2 separate regions of the Mus musculus genome follow, and region 2 is linked to region 1. Evidence: chromatin loops called from intact Hi-C (ENCODE). Cell type or tissue: heart. All regions are shown on one strand.

The links. Hi-C counts contacts between places; a loop is a spot of excess contacts. Peaks named below come from ENCODE experiments on the same cell type or tissue, not always from the same donor. Only the 100,000 strongest peaks of a DNase experiment are listed, where the experiment ranks them.
Region 2: it touches region 1 in a loop (4-fold over the local background); 3 of 42 quality-filtered maps call a loop at or near these places.

Annotation. Positions count from the first base shown.
Region 1 is chr11:65,362,652-65,370,651 of GRCm38, forward strand. No RefSeq gene overlaps it. Among named protein-coding and RNA genes, the nearest start is that of Gm12295, 79 kb to the left of the region's middle. In heart, no CTCF peak of the experiment used is centred here; a DNase peak (open chromatin) is centred at 4,320; H3K4me3 peaks cover 537 bases; H3K27ac peaks cover 5,273 bases.
Region 2 is chr11:65,205,711-65,213,710 of GRCm38, forward strand. All of the region lies in intron 5 of Myocd (myocardin), which reads right to left. Among named protein-coding and RNA genes, the nearest start is that of Arhgap44, 47 kb to the left of the region's middle. RefSeq lists an enhancer at 3,145-4,747. In heart, a CTCF peak has its summit at 6,834 (motif pointing right); a DNase peak (open chromatin) is centred at 3,831; H3K27ac peaks cover 5,367 bases.

The DNA.
Region 1 (8,000 bases):
ACTGTTACATGAGGGATAAATCTTAAGTCTGTTCAATCAATGAGATGCTTGGTATCCACATATGAGAAAGTGGTACCATTCTGTTCCCGTTACCAAACCATCCTCTCTAAACCTATTACTCTCTAACTCAAGAACTAATGAATCCAGATGAATGTGCAACCAAGACTGGCTGTGCCCCACCCCAGAGCCTGACCGCCACCACCCAACCCTTGGTCTAGTTCAGCTACTCTGACTAATGTGTTACTGGGCCCACCTTGTTCAAGGTTACTGCATGTGGAGAACACTCCACCTCTGAACTATACTTCAGCTCTGGTCCAATGATAATTGAGAACATTACCGTCATCAGCGTCCAGAAGCATAGAACATTTCATTTTGTTTAAAAACAAAAAGTATACATGAGAACAAAAAACACAGCCACTTTTCTAAGTGGAGAGGGATCTATAGTCTAGGTGTTCATCACTCACTTAGCAGCTCCAGTCTCATAAAGCCCCAAGATCCCACCGTCGCAACGATGAAGGTCTCACAGTGTTTTGTAATGGTGAGTGGACCATGATGAGTTAATAAACAACTAACTTTAATTTTCAAAATAATCAGATGAGGAATATTCTCTTATAGTCTCCATCTTTCTCAAAGAAATTGGTGCTTGGGAAGAGTCAGCAAGCCGATTTACATCTGGAAAATGGCAAAGGCAGCCCACAGTGACGTGTCTCTGGCTCCATACCCACCTTCATGTGACTTGACTCACATGAAGCTGTCCCTATTTAGTGCCACTGCCTCTTGCAGAGAGTTGAGGGATGACTTGGTCACTGACTTCTCTGTAGTCCTGAACTCCTGTCTCCTGTATGTGACATCCCTTTCCCTGCCTCACCAGACCCATTCATCCCAGCTGATTGCAGCTTGAGAATGGTATAGACCAGAGCGGCTTGTACTGGCCAGTTTTGTGTGTCAACTTGACACAGGCTGGATTTATCACAGTGAAAGGAGCTTCAGTTGGGGAAGGGCCTCCATGAGATCCACCTGTGGGGCATTTTCTCAATTAGTGATCAAGGGAGAAAGGCGCCTTGTGGGTGGTATCATCTCTGGGCTGGGAGTCTTGGGTTCTATAAGAGAGCAAGCTGAGCAAGCCAGGGGAAGCAAGCCAGTAAGTAACATCCCTCCATGGCCTCTGCATCAGCCCCTGCTTCCTGACCTGCTTGAGTTCCAGTCCTGACTTCCTTTGGTGATGAACAGCAACGTGGAAGTTTTAGCTGAATAAACCCTTTCCTCCCCAATTTGCTTCTTGGTTGTGATGTTTGTGCAGGAATAGAAACCCTGACTAAGACACTGGCTCTAGGCCTCAAATCCTCAAATTCCCACCCTCATGTCCACCCACCAGCATGACACAGAATGAGACTTGTGTAGCAGTGGGATTAGTGAGCTAGTCTCCCTCCCCCAATATTCCCTTTCTGTCTCTGCTCCCAGAGGTGGCTCCTCCCCTAGCAAATGTTCAAACTGGCATCCCATCTCAGGATAGGCTTCACCTGTGTTGCCTGCTCCAATGATTCGGTCCTACACTGGTTGCTGGCCTTGCTCGTCCTTTCTGCTCATCCTGCCCCTCCATCTCCAGCCCTGCAGTATGTGTGGACTGGAAGCTTTCACCCGTCTCCCACTTGTGGCTACAGCCACCACCTCACACTTCACTTACTGGGGTTGGCTGAGTCCTTCTTAAGATTCCCCGTGCCATTTCTGTAATCTGATTCAGGTGGGACCAGAAGCCACCATCTCTAGGAAATTTGGCTTTTTCTCACACTTCAGACCAGTCACTTTTGCTTTGCCCTGGGAACCCTGGATGTGACATGTTCACCTTCTCTGTCTGTGATCTTCTGTGTGTCATGCTAATGAAATCACAGTCACCAGTGTCTTTAAGGTGATGATGGCTTTAAGGGCCAGAAGTGTGCTGCAATGCTGATAATAATTATATAATTAGTTCATCGACAACTTTATACACATATGACCTTATGGAACACATATATTACCCCATCCTGTTCTCTAGATGAGGAACCTGAGGCATAGAAAGGAGAAGCAATGCCAGGAAATGTGGGTTTGGCTTTGAATTCTTGTGTAAAGACTGGCCACCCTGGAGTGCAATGGCTACTTTCTAGTCATCTCCACAGAGTTTTTCTGTGCAGAGAAGTGAGCCTTCTCTTAGGAGACATATATCCATATGTTTTCTCTGGTATTTCTTGTGGTTTTTCCTCCATTAGTCAATGAGGCCTCTGTTAAACACGAAAGAAAAGAAAACCAACAAAATCCAGCTACCAAAGGAGGCATATTTTTAGCTATTGAGTCCCAAATCCCAGGTTGTGTGGTCATAAACCAAAGATGTAAAAGATTAGATGAGAAGCTGGAAGCCTTTTGCTCCAGGCCAGACTCTTCAAATCACAGAAGAAGAAGGGCCAGAGAAGCATCTTTGGGAAGGATGCCGCCCCTCTCACCACCTGCTCCATGGTCCAGTCACCCTGGGTGGGACAGCAAGACAGCTACCAGACAAGGTGGGAGGTGATAGCATCTTATGTCGTCCCTGTCCCTAGGGTTTAGATGAGGACATCCTCCTATTTAACTAAGATTATATCTCCATAACTAAGCCAAATTGGAATTCAATGTAGAAATTAAAGAGAGTTACAGAGAAATAAGGCAAGTTGTATTTTTTACACAGCTGAGAGTGGGGCCTCTGAGTAGCCATGGTCATTGATTCTAGTCTATTCAATAAAGCTATGAGGCTACTTTTTTTTATTTTTTAGCTATCCACATGCTATAGCCTTTAAGTACAGAGTAGAAAAATTGCTTTTTTTAGTGATAATTAAAAACAAAGGAGCCTTAGCAGACAAGTAGGAAGTAAATAAAGGGGGAAAAAAAGCATTGTATTAGTATTAATTGTAAGAAGTATTACCTATAAAGGCCAACTCTCTGAGGCACAGCCCACCCTGTCCTATAATGAATCTTTATTCTTCTACAAGAGAGAGTGTCTTGTGAGGATGTACTTACATTTTGTTTGGTGGACAAGTCGCGTTCTATTCCCTTCCCTCTGAACTCTAACTTGGGATAAGCCCTTAGGAAACGGAGTCTGCCTCCACCAAGCCGTCCTTCAGCCGTGTTGTTGTGCAGAAAGAAAACTGCCTGTGAATCAGCTTGGTGTCATGGAAATTATGCTTTGTGGCAAGTACGTTCGTTACGAATGGTTGCTCATAAAAACGTGCCAGCACGGATGTCACCGCAGCCATCTCAACCTGCTGTGAACCTGTCTGTGATAAATCCTGGGAAAACCAGTGAGTGCTATCTTTAGTACCCACACCGTCTTACTGGCTCGCGTCATTCACAGCTCTAAAAATACAATTTATATCATTGAATTCCTCAAATTCCTTCAGTGCTTACACTCTGATTTAAGTGGCATTAAAGCAAGGGTGATTAGGCTGAGATGCCCAAGGCTACTGACCAATGCCCTCCCTGGGGTATTAGCTGTCTATCAGATACAGTGTGTTGTTTATCAGTCTCAGACTCAGCATGGTTAGACGCCTTGGGATTGTCAGCCTGAGAGAGAAACTTTCAATGACAGTGTGTAGAGCATTCTCTGTAGAGCTGATACAGAGGAAGGGAGTCATAGAATTTAAAGTCCAATGTGGAACACTCTGTGAAGAGATGCAGGAGCCATTCATGTGAGTCAGAAGACAGGCACACACTCAGATTGCTTTGTCTGAACCAGTGGTTCTCAGCCTGGGGGTGGTGACCCCCCCTTGAAGGTCAAATGACCTTTTCATGGGGGTAGCCTAAGACTATCAAAAAACAAAAACAAAACCAAAAACAAACCAACCAAACAAACATAAAAACCCCACAGTTATTTACATCATGATTCCTAATAGTAGCAAAATTACAGTTATGAAGTAGCAACAAAAATAACTTTATAGATGGGGGGAGGGGGGTCACCACAACATTCAGAACTGTATTAAAGGGTCACAGCATTAGGAAGGTTGAGAACCACTGCACTAAACCAACAGGCTTCTCAGGACAGCTCCTAGTGAGAACCAGCTAGAATTCTCTCAGGCCCGGGCTCATTTCCCAACTCCCTTCTCTGTGAACCAGCTGGAGCAAGGAGAGAGGGAGTCTTTTGACTACTTTTAACTTTCTCCTGTGGTCCACTGGGCCACTTTTGTGTTCCTGGGGACACCCTGTTGCTGCTTCTGATAGTAGTTGTGGTGTATCTGGGTGCATGCCAAGTCAAGGCTTGGTTTGGTTCTGGAATGCTGCTTTCACAGTGAAGGGTTAGAAGTTAGGACAGGAAGTTATAGCTGCAGGAGACTGGAGAGAAAACCCTCACTGGAAAGGAGATTTAATGCCGTGAGTCACTTCTTGTGGACAGCCAGTGCTCCAAGCTCCCTGTTCTCGACCAGTAAAATGTGGCTGTGGGCCTGCCCGCCTGAACCAGAATTGCCTGCAGAACTTAACGACACCTCTGCCCACTCTGAGATTGCACTCCATCTCTTCTCACGGGGTGGAGTCTTTACTGAGCACTTTTAGACAAGAACACTTCCAGGGTCCATACCTTAAGTCTCTATGGGACAGTCTGAATTGGGGAAAGTAGCTTTCATGAGACTCCATTAGCAGGGGTCTGTTACAGTGGAATTGTTCGGAAACACAGCATCCCAGCAGGGTCAGCTCACTTTCTAGCTGGGAGCAAAGCGCTACTGAGAAGCAGTCTCTCCTAGGACCACATAAGGTACAGTCTTAGGTGGGGGTGAAGCTTAGTAAGTCTGAAGTACGTTGACATAACTGATGCTCTCAACATTTTGATGTAATTAAAATTGGGTACCCATAAATACAGTCACTGCATACATATACACACAGACACATATACATACATGCCACAATACACACATTTATACATACCCTATACATACAACCAAACACATATCACATATATACACACCCTATACATCACACATATGCACACCAAGCATATACCACACACACACACACACACACACACACACACACCATGCACATACACACATGCACACCCCCTAGCCCCTGCTTTTTCCAGAGTCTAGTTTGATACCTTGTATTGACAAGGGTCAGATTTAAAATATTATCTTGATGGAACCTTCATTCTGCCATTAATACATGTCTTATGCAATTCAGGACCCCGTCCTGTGACATAAGTGACTTGAAGAAAAATTATGGATGTAAAAAATCCTATTAATGAGCAAACCCCTCCCCACCAGCTGTGCTCCAGGGGTTCTGGGCTTGGTTACCAGCTTCTCGATGTGCAGCGATTTGACTGGTATGTAATACTCTCTCATTTTTCCTGATAGGGACGGCTAAGCACATTATGTTCTCTCTCCCAGTTGGCAGCTCAACAAAGGCCAGCCATAAAACCCTCCACTTGTGTAATAAACTGTTGTACAATCTACTGCTTATGAACAAGGTCCCTGAAAATGTGCAACCTTTCTGCACGTTAAACACAAAACAGATGGAGGCTTGAAAATAACTTTCTTCTTCAGGGGAGGGGAAAGTCCAAGAAGGAAAGAGAAGCCCAGGAGTCCTAACCGGGGGCTGAACTCTGCCCCAGGTCGGGGGGCAGCTCCATACCTGGGGGAGCCTATCAGGCAGCTGGATGGGGGAGGCTTCAAGGAACCTGGAAACACGTTCCTGGATCTTCCAAGCCAAGCAGGTAGAGCAGGCGGTCCAGTGAGACCCTTGAGCCTATTTTGTAAACTTCCCAAATGCAGTGATGCTTGGGGGCTCTGCTTCCTGATCCCTGTAGAAACATTGCTAGGGATACAAACAGTCCTGCTTGGCTGGTTCCCTGATTTTCTACTTGCTAGCCTTATATATGTGAAAAGGCAAATGTAGATAATTGTGAAGTAGAAGAACTGATAGAACCAGGAGTGTAATGATGTACGTGTTCTACACACATGCATGTGTTCATCATTGTCTATCTTTTATATTTTGGGTGGAACTTTAAGTACTTCTGTTAAAATGCACGTTTTATCACATATCACAGTGCATGCATGGCTTTATCTGTGGAAGTGACTGAGACTTGCTATTAATCAGAGCTGAACATCCTCGGACATACCCATGCTGGCTTTTGAAAGTGGCACATGTGTTCATGCCATGGAGCCCAAATGGCAGAAGCCAGCTGTCTTATATGATGTAATGATACTCACAGAGGTCTCTTCCCATATGAGATCTTGTGAGGGAGGACGAGACCATCAGTGGGAGCATTGTACCCCATGATTGAGGACTTCTAACGTTTTTGTCAGTCAGCATACAGTCAGGAAGATAGAAAGTACACTAGTATTCCAAACAAGCAAGATCTAACCTGGGACTTGATTGTTCAGATGTTGGAAGACCAAGAGAGAACAATGGGGATGGAGGGTACCATCCCTGCAATGCTGAAACAAAAGGAGATGAGAGGTACAGAAAGACTGCTCTTTCCTAGAAGGGATGTAGCTATTATGGATGGCCTCTCAGGAAGCAATAGAACATTTTGGAAATGTTGAGAGAGTCTGGCATCTCCATCTAGAGAAATATTGACATGGAAAACCCAGTCCATGTCCTCTACAACAACAACAAAAGGTGAGACTCAGTGGCAGCCTCAGACAGACCACAGGACTCCAGGCTTTGGAGATGAGCAGGGGGTGGGCGTAAGAATTGACACATGGTCCAGTTTTAGCCGGAGACTCCTGCTAGGTAGAATGGTGGAACAGTCCATCTGAGAACAAAGCTGGCAAGGAGTGCCTAACAGGTGGGTAGCATATACACTGTGAACACGCTGACCAGAGGATGAGCTGTGGCATCGGCACAACACCATGGGAATGGTGGTATGGTAAACCAAGTCTGTGTGAACTGTCCGAGACAGGGTGACAAAGAGAAAAACTGAGCATCTCGCAGAAGTGAGAAGAGGATGTATGGAGTTGGATTTCATATTTCAGAAAACCAGCTCACATCATCACCCAACACCGGAAGCTCTCAGTCTCGTCCACCTGACTCTATGGGAGTTGATCAGTTAGAGAGAAAGGGAGAGAATGACAGAGTCATTGCCTCAAATCAGGCAGCTGCTCAATATCCAAGTGTGCCCTGCTGTATGCAGCCGTCGGCTGGAACACTGTAGCCAATAACGGTACAATACATTTTCATTTAACTGTTCCTGTTCCAAACATCTTAACTTATCTAAGCCTCCTGTAAACCACGGGAGAGGAAAAAGTCACAGCATCCTGATTTGTCGTCTTCACCTTATGGGTGGAGTGTGGTCATGCTAAGTGAGGAGCCAGGTCATGACCTAAGTCGCATGCAACCACCCACTGTTCGGCCATGACATAAAAATCCAAGAGCGCCTTGGTTTTAATCAGGACTCAGGCAACCTGTCAAACGTGAAGATAGACCACACATGGCTACCGTGATAGTCTCACCCCTATTCCAGCAGCTCCAGTTACCACAGCTTCAGACACCCAGGGTAAATTTCAGTCGGAAATACTAAATGGAAAATAACAGAAAGGAACAGTACTTAGATGTTAAGTAGCAGATTCCCATGCCGATGCCGTGACTCGTCCTCTGGTCAGCGTGTTCACAGTGTATACGCTACCCTCCTGTTAGGCACTTACCGCCTGCTTTGTTCTCAGATGAACTGCGGCAATATCCCAGTGTCTGTGCCTATGACACCTGTCATGAGAGTGAGAGGCAGGCAGACCATAGTCGTAGACATTTTATTAGAGTATGTTGGTATGATTGTTCCGTTTTGTTGTTGCTGACCCATCGCTTTATATAAGTCATAAATTAGTCTTTCTTATAGATAGCTGTGCCTGGGGAAAAGTGTAATGTATGTGTACATACATGGTTTGGCACTCTCCAAGGTTTCATATGTCTCTGAGTATAAAGCATGCCTGTTGGGCTCATGCCTGTCCCTGGGCAGGTGCCCATCTACTGCTCTGCATTGCTGGGCTTGCAGATGCCTTGCCTTACACAGA
Region 2 (8,000 bases), 160 kb before region 1:
AAAATTTATGTAGCATAAAAATACCTAATGTACATATTTCACCTCACAGTGGAAGTCAGTGGTCTCTTTTAGATTTAACTATATGGATTCAGAAAGATAAATGCAAAATGAAGTTTTAAATAGATTGGACTGGGTATAGCATACTAATCAAGAGTTGGGGGTATAGCTCAGTGATAGTGCTGGCCTAGTATGTAGAAAGCCATGGGTTCAATTCCCAACACTGAAAATCATATTTTACTCCATCCCTCTCCCCTCCCCCCATGACTATCCTCATTTAAAAAAATAATTGTATAGTGTTCCATTGTATTAGTGGGAACACTTAAAATTAATACTTGTACTTTGAGGTATATGTGTATATGTGCATGCTAGGAATTGGAGATTAAATCTGGGTAGGGTCTTTGTGCATGCTAGGAAATTGTTCTACCATTAAACAATAACCCCAACCCATTCTTACACATTTTAGCACACACACACAAAATATCCGGTGCCAAATGGTTGTCCCTGGAAACATATACACAGACTACCACAGACAGCAGATTCTATGTGTATACATATTTGAATACAGTTAGTGAAAAAAGAGGTCATGGATTTGAAGGAGGCTGGGGAAGGGTTTGGAGGGAGGAAAAGGAAGAAAGAAATATAATTAAATGTCCTCAAAAATAAAATAAAAATAGGAAATGTTAAAAAAGTGCAGAGAATTACAGAAACCATTTATTAACCTAAATAAGTAAGCATTAGTAGTTTTTCATCATTGTGTCAGAAAACTGTTTTCCTTCGGTTAGAAAAACTCACTGGATAGGGGCCAACCTTTTCACTGAAACCCAGTGTCTCTCTTCTATCTCTTAGACTCTTCTCCCAAACACCCCCCTCCCCCATTCAGGAATCTGGAGTTAGTTCATACACTGTTTTCAGAACAATCTAAGCTCTGCGGTCTCTGCGAGTCAGGTTCCTACATCAAGTCTGACTTTGTACATTTTCCTTTCTCGGGAGAACTGACGCGTGAGACCTCCTAGAGAAGCTCCTCCTGGCTGTTTCCGAGAACGTATGGATATGTTGCCGACTCAGCCCATTCAAAAACATCATTGGAGTTTTAGTCACAAGTAATGCCTATATTTAGTTTTTATCCCTGTTGAAATCCACCTGGGAGACCACAGCATGCCTCTGAGGTCTGCTGGCTCACGCCCTGAGCCGATGCTGCACACCTGCATGTGATCCTACCAGCCCCTCAGGAGCACCGTATTCTCTGCCCACCAGAACACCCCGAGAAGCTCATTGTCTCATGCCTCTTCCCATTTCTTTCATGATGAAGGGATTGGGTCTTCTTTATGTGGTCTGATGTTTCATGTGACAAAGAGGTGTCCATAACTTAACTAGAATATGGCATCCCGAATGTGCAAAAATTAGGGAGAAATGAACTGAATTGTGAAATTGTCCCACATTCTAACATGTGGATAGGAATGTTAGAAGAATCAGGGAGAAAGAAGAAGAATGGTGGGTTTTTTGTTTTGTTTTGTTTTGTTTTTGTTTTTTTGTATCCTACAATGATGCAATTATGTGTAATGGAAGGAATAGAAGAGGAGGAGGAAGAAGAGAAGGAGCAGGAAGAGGAGGACAAAGGGAGCATGAGAGACAGAGAGACCGAGAGAGGGGGAGGGGGAGGGGGAAGAGGAAGGGAGAGGAGGGCGCAGATTTCTCTAACAGAGCCAACTAGAATAAAGCAGATTTGTGAGCTTTCAAACAGCCATGGGGAGCCAAGCATTTTCTCCACTCTGGCTGGTGAGGATATGGAAAGTTCTGTTTTCTACAACTGTTTCATGACAGAACTGGGAGTGGATTCCCAGCCTTTGGACCCCCAGAGTCACTTTACAGAAGAAGGTGGCTAAACCAACCACCCTCCCTGTTAGCCACGAAGCCCTTGGGAGGAGCCACTTGTTATTTAAGGGAGAATCATCAGCCTGCCTCGGTTGGAGGGTGGAGAACACACTAGGGAAGCAAAGGATCTGCCTCGGTACACATACACTGAAGATGCCCCCATTGACCTGACGCACTGCCCGCTGGCAAGTGGTGACCTCAAGCCAGGTCACTAGAATAAGGGAATAGATGGTATCAGCTTGCTGTCTATAGGTTCCACATTCTTGGCATTGACTAGGACCGACAAAATTGCTTCTGTTCTGAACATCTACAGGCGTTGTTTTTGCTATTACCCCCTTCCCCTTGCAGTACATATAGCATTACACAGTGTTTGTGTGGAATTAAGCATGGCAGCTAGTAGATAGGTGATTGACATAAAGGGAGAATGAGCGTGGATCATGTGCGAATAGTATTTCGTTTCACAGGAGGGACTCGAGAATCCCGAGCATGTCATCTGTGAGGGATCCTGGCACTAAGCCCCTGTGGGTATGGAGGAACAACTTTCTGTAATCAGTTCTATTTTTTCCCCTAAAGTCTGAAGGGAGCAGGTCCTCAGCTATTTCTTCCACTTGCACCTTTCACACTTCAAGAGGGGCAGAGGTGATCAGATAAGATATGGTAAAGAGGCTGAAAGTAGGGAGAGAGGTTGTGTGTGTATCTCCCTGGGATAATAAGAGAATCTGTCAAAGAAATGTGGCCTGGAGAGTGTCCACAGCAGTTAGACAGAAGAGCTGGTGATGTAAAGTTGTCTAAGAACTCCCGGAGAGGAGGGGGCTTGGGTGGAACCTGAAATGACTGTCAGCTATGGGCAGGACAACAGAAGGGTGCAGGGACTTGGATGGTGGTGGAGAGAGGAAGAGACACAAGAGGGACCGATAAACAGAATTGGTGTAGTGAGGGAAAGAAGAAACTCTACTAGCTAGAGGAGAGAATTATTCTAGAATCCACATCCTATACCATCAAACCTACCAACTCAGAGTTTCCCCGCTTAAGCCACAAGTCACAAGTACATGAAACAGAGCACTCAGAACTTGTTCACATCCACACAAAGGAGCAGGGTGAGTGCCACAGCCCCAGATGGTATGGATGTCTGGTACCCAGACAACATGATGTGGCCAGCTCAGATTCTGCCAACAGGTACATTTGAGGACCACTAAGGACTGTGCCATCATATGGGCCACCCCAGTTTCATCACCTTCAGGGTTGCAAGTTGTTTGGGTTTGTCACTCTCTGGGCAGAAGAGGAAGGGAGGGACAGGGAGCCTTCACACAGCAATTCTTCAGGCTTACAGAGGAATCCCTCAGAGCTGCCGCCGCCACCACCACCACCACCACCACCACCACCACCACCACCACCACCACCACCACCTACTTTCACAAGACGCTTAAGGCCCTCATGGGTTCTAGAGTTGGAAACACTTGGGGCACTTTTCTTTTCTTGGTTCTATTACTTCAGAGGGCCTCAGTTTCCCCCTCTGTAAAGTGGGAATAATGAATGGACCTACCACTCTAGGTTTCAGGAAATAATATCCCCACAGCACCGAGTCACGGCCTGACGTGAACTTTTCAGTCATGTCTAGCTATTCTGGTGGCTGATACTGTTTTTGTTTAGAAGCATCTGCCATTCTCAAGTTTACCATTATCAAAAACAAAAGGACCACCCCGGAAGCAGTTTATTTTGTGGTCAGCCTCTTAAAGGCCCAGTGCAACTCCACGGTGAGGAAACTCTTTTGTCCAGAGAGGCTCATTCTGGGAAAACAAGGAGTCAGCTTTCCTAGGGTAAGGAGAAACTTTGTTCAGGGCAGGCCACCCTCTTTGCTGGTTCAAGCCACGCTGCTGCAGAGAGGGACACAGGTCACCTTCTGGTCACCTTATCTGTGTCCCTGTGGAACATTCACATTGATTGCACTGCATTGTGACCCTGGGCCTCTGCTCCAATCTCCCACGACAAGAGGCTGGCTGGGAGCTGCTGGAGAGCAGAGTGCTGGCTATTGTCCCTCCAGACACGTCAGGCAGTGTGATGACAAGGACCTGCTCTGAGAAGCCCTGACATCATCCTCCGGCTATGCCCACAGGACTGGCTCTTGGCACTGCCCCCTTGGGACCTCAACTCCCCCATTCCCTGGAAGTGATTAGATGAATGAGTCAGCTGTACTTTCCTGTGTACGCACGTTTAACATTCCAAGATTAAATGAGATAATTGGAGGCCTAGTTACTCTCTCCCTAGAACCTGCACCCAGGGCTATGAAGGAAGGGTCGGGCGCAATGGGAGAGGGCACCGCCTGATGTTCTACCTCCAAGTTAGTGTCCTGAAGGGCAGGGGAGCTGTTTTTATTTGGGGACAGACTGACTGACCATCCCTAACATTCTTCAGAATGAAAATGAAGCAATATCTGTTTTCCAAGGGTGAGTGCCACAGGTCATTCACATAGATGTAGATGTTGTTTAATCTTGCCTGTTGTCAAGGAGACTTGATGAGATCCAACAATATACTATAGTCTATGGCCTGGTGGTTCCTCTACTTGAGAGAACTCAACTTCTCTCAAAGGACATCAGTAGTCTTCATTATAAAATGGATGTGAACTGGTACCCAGGGTTCCCTTTCCTCAGATCTGTGACACCTCAGAAACTCCTCTTGTGTCTCTTGACCAGATCTTCATAAATCAGAAGTGCTAGCTACTATGTATATGTATTACGTGTCAGTTCTAGAGGTCAAATACTAGAGTCAAAGAATATTATCCAGTATGAACATGATATACTCCCCTGGTCTCCTTCTTCCCTTATGGGACAGCCACTCAATGTCCCTGTGTCACCTGTCAATACCTCCTGCTACCCCACAGGGATCTTGCAAGATATCCTCAACTCCAACTGCCCATCTCTCAGCAGTACTGAGGTGGGTTCCGCAGGACTGATGGCATTCAGGTCACCAGGCAGCCCTGCAGAATCGGAGGGCCACTTTCTTCCCTCAGCACCCACCCTTTCTCCCCCAAATCTGCCAGCTCCCCCATTTTAGAATCCTACCCTACTTTTCCCAGAGTTTTTCTTCAGAAAAACATTTGACATACATGCCATGGTGGATTTCTTTCCCCTAAGGATCGTTTGTACTTTGGAAGTGATTTCTCATTGTGGAATGGTAGAATTTTGTCCGTGAGAAAGTAAGGCATGCCAAGGCAAACAACCCTACCATCTGGCACAGGGCCATTGTTATTGTATATCTGCCTTTAAAATGCATGATCAGTGTCAAAACTCCTTGGTCTCTGAACATGGACCGGGTTCTGAGTGAGCTGAAGAGGTTGATTTTGAGGTAAAGCCTGTGGGTCACAGACCAAGATATGTTGAATAAAGAGGCCTTCAGATACATGACAGCTGGAAATGGATGGCCTTGGTGGGTCACACATTGGTTTCTATATTTAAAGGTTATGGTGATAAAATGAATTTATTTTTGACAACAGAGCTACATATTCTAAAACACTGGTTGAATGGAAACTGAAGTGCTGACTTAGATGGAAAACCTGGTCCAGTCCAAAGACAAGGTTAGAAACCTTTCAGTTGTAGCTGGAGCTCAGGGTCCTCCCACTCTTTGAGGAATCCAGCTGGGTTTGGTTTGCCTCAAGCCAGGAGTCAAACCTATGGACAAAACCCTGCTTCCTCTGGAGCTAAGGGATACTGGCATCCTGTGAAGAAACTGTTTAATGATCATGTGATTAGAAACTATTTACATGTGAGAAGAACCCAGGGCTCTCAGTACTGAGGAACATCTGAGTAATAACGACCACTCATAAACATAACAAGGCCATTCTGCATTCTGTAGAGAAGTTATCAGTCCCATGAATATCATGTTGGTTATAAGCCATGTCCTGACATGATGAAGTTTTTCACAAAAGGATGATAGGCAACCAGATGTCCTCTGAGTGGTGGCCGCAAGAGCCTGAGCTTTGTCTTCCTGTACAGTATGCCATTCCAGAGAGATGAGAATGAGACCAGCTGGAGTCTCTAAAACCATATTCAGAGAAGACACTCACAAGTCAGGCAGGGGATCAGTAGCTGGCATCCAATAAGAAAGAAAAGTCTGTGGTAGGAAAAGCCCAGGCGGGAAGGCTCACTGTCAAAATGTCCTTGCTTGTGTTAAGAAAGGTTCTAGATCATTCTATCTTAGGCTTTGATTAATCCTGGAGGGAGGGAGACAACGTCCCAGTAGGCCTCTCAAGTCTGGGAGGAACATAGAAACACAGCTGGAGAGAGAACCACAATGTATAAACACAACTGGAACGGCACGTGCACGAAGAAGAGGAAATACACAGAGGCTGTGGGGCTGACAGAAAACACCACACAAGCTCATCCCCGCCTTGCCACAGAGGGAATGTGGTCCCCAGGAGTAATGGGCCAGAGAATGGCTGGGTCATCTCTGCTGCTGTGAGGGCTCTAGCTGCTGTTTCTACAGCTGGACTCCAGGCAGCCTTGTGATATTTCCTAGTGTATGGCCATTTGCTTGTGAGGCCCATAAGCTCAGAAGGGGGCACAGGGATGGAGGGACACGTGTTCTATTGTCTGCTGGCACCCACTTCTGGGATTTTCTTAAACTAAAACAAATATATCTGTAGCTGTCTTCTTCAGCTATCCCTTGTTTATTCTGCACAGATTCCCTACCATACAATAGTCCCGAGTTTATTTCTCTGCTCTTTCTATGCATCGCTTGCCATATCCTGAACTGCTAACACACTTAGCAGCTTTGACTATGATAGTTAACACACTTGCAAGTTCTGATCATTGATGGAGTGTTTCCAGTGGAGTCTGGCACATTAGAAGAGAGTCAATAGCTATTAGGAAGAAATGCATGCATGGAAAGGCAATCTTATGTAGTCCATCAGTTTAGATTCCCATATGTGTTGAAGATTTGCTTGTGTGTGCTTTCTTCTGAACTAAGAGCCACCAGAGGGTGATGCTGAGTGTCTGGTTTTGCATTATTGATGGGCCCCTCACAGTCAGCAGTTAGAACAAGAATTTGTCACTTTTCCCACCTCACTTCTCCACTGTATTCCTGCCTTAATGAGCAGTGACATCATTAACTTTGCTCAAGAGAGAAACCCATGTGTCACAGGGTAATCAATGAGCATTCAATGCTGGCCATATCAGACTCTCTTTTCATACACTCAAATGCAGGACTTATTTCCAGCTCATCAGCTCTTAAAAACAAGCCTATCAGTCTTCCAATGGAGTTCTGACCTCCCCTGTCTCTCACAAGCCCACTTCACACCAAAGATATGACCCAGTCTGCAAACATAACCTGATCCTGCACACACACACACACACACACACACACACACACACACACACACACACACTCACTCACTCACTCGTGGCTCACCAGAACCAAACTTCCTGTGATAACCATTACCTATTTTTTTTAATCCCTCAAAGATTATGTTTGTCACCTCGACAGTAGTGGCCTACACCTTTAATTCTAGCACTCAGGAGACAGAGGCAGGTGGATTTCTGAGTTCAAGGGCAACCTGATCTACAGAGCAAGTTCTAGCACAGCTACACAGGACTGTTCAGGGCTACACAGAGAAACCCTGTCTTAAAAAAAAAAAGCTAAGATAGTTGGATGGATGGATGGATGGATGGATGGATGGATGGATAGATAGATAGATAGATAGATAGATAGATAGATAGATGGATGGATGGATGGATAGATAGATGATAGATAGATAGATAGATAGATAGATAGATAGATAGATAGATAGATGGTAGATAGATGGTAGATAGGTGATAATTAGGTGATAAATAGATAGTAAATAGATAAACAAAAATAAACAGAAAAAATATGTCTTCTCTAGTTATGGAATTTAAAAAATGGTTCTATCAGTGTGCTTAATTGAGAAGAACTAAGGTTTGAGACTCCTCTACTTGGAAGTCACACTATAAGCTGTTTTTGGAATTTAACCAACTTTTTTTCCATTACTGCCCCTGGCTCCCTTCCTTCAGGACTCAGTTGGAACTCAGTGTAAGTTATTGGTGGGCTCCTGATGATTGTTAAGTAAGTCTTCAGCATCTAGCTATTTTTTGTGGTGTGTGCGTGTGTGCGTGTGT